2 separate regions of the Homo sapiens genome follow, and region 1 is linked to region 2. A link is an interaction called in ENCODE POLR2A ChIA-PET data of the cell type or tissue named here. Cell type or tissue: endothelial cell of umbilical vein. All regions are shown on one strand.

What was found. ChIA-PET counts read pairs that join two places held together with the same protein. Peaks named below come from ENCODE experiments on the same cell type or tissue, not always from the same donor. Only the 100,000 strongest peaks of a DNase experiment are listed, where the experiment ranks them.
Region 1: POLR2A ChIA-PET joins it to region 2 with 8 read pairs; 11 of 35 experiments call an interaction of 5 or more read pairs at or near these places.

Annotation. Positions count from the first base shown.
Region 1 is chrX:48,963,515-48,966,014 of GRCh38, forward strand. The region is part of intron 5 of KCND1 (potassium voltage-gated channel subfamily D member 1); the gene reads right to left. Among named protein-coding and RNA genes, the nearest start is that of KCND1, 7.1 kb to the right of the region's middle. In endothelial cell of umbilical vein, no CTCF peak of the experiment used is centred here; no DNase peak of the experiment used is centred here.
Region 2 is chrX:49,072,673-49,075,172 of GRCh38, forward strand. It overlaps PRAF2 (PRA1 domain family member 2), which reads right to left and starts at 1,330. Exons shown (of 3, transcript NM_007213.3): 1 at 1,137-1,330. The coding sequence starts at 1,315. WDR45 (WD repeat domain 45) reads right to left here. Exons shown (of 11, transcript NM_001029896.2): 10 at 2,464-2,500; 11 at 1,770-2,240. The coding sequence ends at 2,131. RefSeq lists a silencer at 1,513-1,612. In endothelial cell of umbilical vein, no CTCF peak of the experiment used is centred here; a DNase peak (open chromatin) is centred at 1,409; H3K4me3 peaks cover 1,505 bases; H3K27ac peaks cover 270 bases.

The sequences.
Region 1 (2,500 bases), 110 kb before region 2:
GGCACTGTGCTAAGTACTTAAGTACTTCTCCTGCATCCCCAATTATGGTGGTAAAGAGTGAGGACTCTAGAGTCAGATAGTCCTGGGTTCAAATCCTGGTCCCACTTTAACCACTCCAAACCTCTCTCTTCTCTCATCTGTAGCATGGGACGAACACTATCTCCCACCTCATAGGGTTGCTGTGGAGATTAAATGAGATTAAAAATGATACGAAGTGCTCAGAGCAGTGTCTGGAACACAATGTGCATACATATGAAAATGCTATCTCTCATGGTTACTCCTAACAGTGTCCAAGTCCTTACAAACTGTCCATAGTAGGATCTAAGGTGGGACCCTCGCTCCTTTCTGAGTTTGCCTCTTACCAGTCTCCCCCAGCTCACTCTCCTCCACCCATGATAGCTTCCTTGCTATGTCTCTAATGTGGACCCACATCTGCCTCAAGGCCTTTGCACAGGCTGTTCACTCTGCTTAGAAAGCTCTTCCTCTAGTTATCTGCATGGCCCACTCCTTTGCCTCCTTCAGGTCTTGGCTCAGTTGTCACCTCAGTAAAGCCTTCTCTGACCACACTACTAAAACTGCATCACCAGCCAAGAGTGGTGGCTCACACCTGTAATCCCAGCACTCTGGGAGGCCGAGGCAGGTGGACCACCTGAAGGTCAGGAGTTTGAGGCCAGCCTGGCCAACATGGTAAAACCCCATCTCTACTAAAAATATAAAAAATTGGCTGGGTGTGGTGGCTCATGCCTGTAATCCCAGCACTTTGGGAGGTCAAAGTGGGCAGATCACAAGGTCAAGAGATTGAGACCAGCCTGGCCAACATGGCGAAACCCTGTCTCTACTAAAAATACAAAAATTAGCTGGGCGTGGTGGCGCGCACCTGTAGTCTCAGCTACTTGGGAGGCTAAGGCAGAGAATTGCTTGAACCCGGGAGGCGGAGGTTCCAGTGAGCCAAGATCGCGCCACCGCACTCCAGTCTGGGCGACAGAGCAGGACTCTGTCTCAAAAATAAATAAATAAATAAAAATAAACATAAAAAAATAAAAATATAAAAAACTAGCTGGGTATGGTGGCGGACACCTGTAATCCCAGCCACTTAGGAGGCTGAGGCAGGAGAATCGTCTGAACCCGGGAGGCAGAGGTTGCAGCAGTGAGCCGAGATCACGCCACTGCACTCTAGCCTGGGCAACAAGAGCAAAACTTCGTCTCAAAAAAAAAAAAAAAAAATGCAGCCAGGCGCGGTGGCTCACGCCTGTAATCCCAGCACTTTAGGAGGCCAAGGCAGGTGGATCATGAGGTCAGGAGATCGATACCATCCTGGCCAACATGGTGAAACCCCGTCTCTACTAAAAATACAAAAATTAGCCGGGTATGGTGGCACGTGCCTGTAGTCCCAGCTACTTGGGAGGCTGAGGCAGGAGAATCGCTTGAACCCGGGAGGCGGAGGTTGCAGTGGGCCGAGATCGCGCCACTGCACTGCAGCCTAGCAACAAGACTCCGTCTAAAAAAAAAAAAAAACTGCATCACCACCCTGCTGTATGCTTTTTTTTTTTTTTTTTAGACAGCGTTTCACTCTTGTTGCCCAAGCTGGAGTGCAATGATGTGATCTCAGTTCACTGGAACCTCCACCTCCCGGGTTCAGGCAATTCTCCTGCCTCAGTCTCCCAAGTAGCTGGGATTACAGGTGCGCGCCACCACACCCAGCTAGTTTTTTATATTTTTAATAGAAACAGGGTTTCACCATGTTAGTCAGGCTGGTCTCGAACTCCTGACCTGTTATCCACTCGCCTTGGCCTCCCAAAGTGGTGGGATAATAGGCATGAGCCACTGCGCCCGGCCTGCTCTATGCTTTCTAGCCCCCATCCCTGACTGACTTTTCTCCTTGGTGTTTACAGCTGTTGATATGCTATATAATCTGTGTATTTGTTTATTAACTGTCTTATCCCACTAGAATAGAAGTTCCAGAGGACTGGGATACAGGGGCTTCTGTCTGTTCATTCACTGCCACATCCAAGTTGCCTACAACTGTGCCTGCCACACAGTAGGTGCTCAATAAATATTTGGTGAAAGAATGGATGAAGAGGCCAGGCGAGGTGGCTCATGTCTGTAATTCCAGCACTCTGGGAGGCTGAGGCAGGTGGATCACTTGAGGTCAGGAGTTCGAGACTAGCCTGGGTAACATGGCAAAACCTCATCTCTACTAAAAATACAACAATTAGCTGGGCGTGGTGGTGTGTGCCTGTAATACCAGCTACTTGTGAGGCTGAGGCAGGAGAATCGCTTGAACCCAGGAGGTGGAGGCTGCAGCGAGCTGAGATCCCGCCATTGCACTCCAGCCTGGGTGACAGTGAGACTCCGTCTCAAAAAAAAAAAAAAAAGAATGGATGAAGAATGAGTTCCAGACAAGATAAGCCCAAGCTTCCAGCATGGAGGGGTTTGGGTTCGAGCTTGACTTGCTAGGCCTGGAGTTATGAAATCTCAGAGCTACTGGTCTAAGCTCTGA
Region 2 (2,500 bases):
CTAGCCGGCCGGGCGGAGAGACGGCCTCCGGACCACCACCCACCCTGGGCCCCAAGAGCCAGGGTCTCCCGTCTCCGGACACTCCAGCCTGGCACATCCTCCCACCAGCCCTATCTCCAGCAGGCCCATCTGCCAGGGCTCCCGACTCACCCTTGTAGACCCCTCCTTTCCTCCTTGTCAATTCCACTGTCCTGTCTTCCTCAGGTCCCCGCTTCAGGCCCTCCCATCCTGCTAGACACTCCCCACACCCCCGGGCTCCCAACACTTCCCTGGACTTTCCTTCCGACTCTGCCCCCGTAGGGCCCCTCATCAGCCTGCCCGCAAGCTCCCCCTTTAACACCAGCCCCTGCAAATCCCTCTTTCAGGCCTTCTGTCTTCACACGTTCCCCTCTCCCCAGGCCTAGGGTCCTTATAGAACCGCCCTCCAGGCTCCCATTTCCCTATAGATTCCTCCCTCCATCATTGCTAGGACCTCTTCCAGGTCGTCAGCCCCACTCTGAACTTTCAGCACTGCTCAAGTCCTTCCTCCAGATTCTCCATCCCTCTCTGGTCTCAGGCTTTCCAACCATGGATCCTCCTCCTGGGCCCAAGTTCCCCAACAGGTACCTGCCCCTGGCGCCTTCCAATCATAGCCAGGCTCCCCTCCAAGACCGGATCCCCAATAAATACATCTTCCAAACCCTCCAACTTTACCGTCTATTTCCCGGTCTCTGCCCTAAGTACTCCAGGGTCGGCCTCAATCTGGCCCCATCATTCACATCACACCCCCCCTACGCCCCTCAAGTACTCTCATGTCCCCCTTTCGGGCCCTCCTTTTTTTCCGGTTCACCTTCCAGCCCACTTTCCCCTTCAGTCCCACACTTGTCTCCATCCTCCCCATATCTTCCTTGCAGACCCCCATCCCCCGCAGGCCCTCCTCATCAGCCAGGCTCCATCTCCCTGAGGCCCTCCTTATAACTAGGCTCCACCTCCTTCAAGGCCCCCCTTCCAAGCCCCTCAGGCCGTCCATCTCTACTGACTTCGCCCTTCCCGGCCTTGCACCCCCCTCAGGTTCCCCGTCCTGGTCCTCAAAGACCTGTGGGTCTACCCCCACGCTCTGCAGACGTCCCTGGCCAACCGGCGCCTCCCTCCCTCACCCGGCGAGAGCGAGGCCGATGCCGAAGCAGAGAAGGTAGTTGGTTTGGTAGTAGAGGAGGTTGTTGATGACGCGGTGGCACCATCGCTGCGGGTCGCATGGATCCGGAGCCGCCAGACGCGCCGACCCCAGAACAAAGTCGTCCAGGGCGCGTAGCGGTGGCAGCCGCACCTCCGACATCCTGCCGGTTAATGTGGCTGGACCAGCCAGGAGGGGGCCGGACTACAACAACCGTTACGCCCCTCGCCACCGCGGGGCACACCGGGAAATGGAGTCTGGGCTGGGCAGCTTTTTCCTAACCTCCTAGGTGGATTGCGCAGGGGCGGCGATGCACGTGACCGGAAAAGCAACTAACACGCCGCTCAGGAAAGCAGCAAAGGCTGCCGGGAAATCAAGCCTTTGCCACGAAGCGAGATGCTCCCAACCCTTAAAACTGCCATCCACCCCCGCGCGGGGCGCCGCAGGGGCTGCTCCGGGCGGTGCCAGCGGCTCAAGCACAAAGTAGCCAGACAGATAAGAAAGGAGGGACTGTCACAAGGATCCGAGTTGGATTCCACCTCCTTCCTGTCAGCGCCCAAGAGGGTCACATTTCTCCAGGAAACTCCATGCCCCGCCCCTGAGGTCAAGCCGTAAATGCCATTAAGGGCCTTTTATTCGTATTCATCACATCGGAGATCATCTCTTCCTAGGAAGCTTTTAAAAAATCCCCAGGTTGGATTAGGGCACTCCCTCTGGGTCCCTGGCAATTTCCTCCAGGTTAGGGATCCCAAGGGGTCGCTGCCTTCCTGGGTCTCTGGCCTGGCCCTTGGGGCACACAGTCATCAAGAAGTGCTGGGGGGAAGTGAGCTCTTTATTTAGACATAGCTCTGCTGAGTGGAAAGTGGGCACCAGCCCCATTAATGCTTGCTGGCTGGTGGCTTCCAAGCACGCCCCACTGCCAAGGCTCAGCTCTGCAGTTCTGCCACTGCAGGTCCCTAGCACAGCCCCCAGGGTCCTTAAAAGTCATCATCATCACAGATGTCAAGGTACACGTCGAAAGCCTCTCTGTTGCAGTTTCCATCAGGAGTGAAGACATATTTGTGGAAGGTCCCATCTACGCAGATGGCTGGGGGAGGGGGGGTGGTAAAAGGTCAGAGGCTGCCACAGCCACAGGCTCCAGTCCTCTCAGGCATCTCAGGACCTAGGGTCTGCCTCCAGGCCTTTGCCCAGTGCTGTCCCCCTTACTGATGATGAAGCTGAGCCTCACATGGCCCTAAAATCCTTTCAGGTCCAACCTGCAGGCCTTTGCCCCATGCAGTACCCCCAACCAAGGGGCTGTTCCCACTCACCAATGACAGAGTTGACGTTCTTGGAAGTATTGCGACC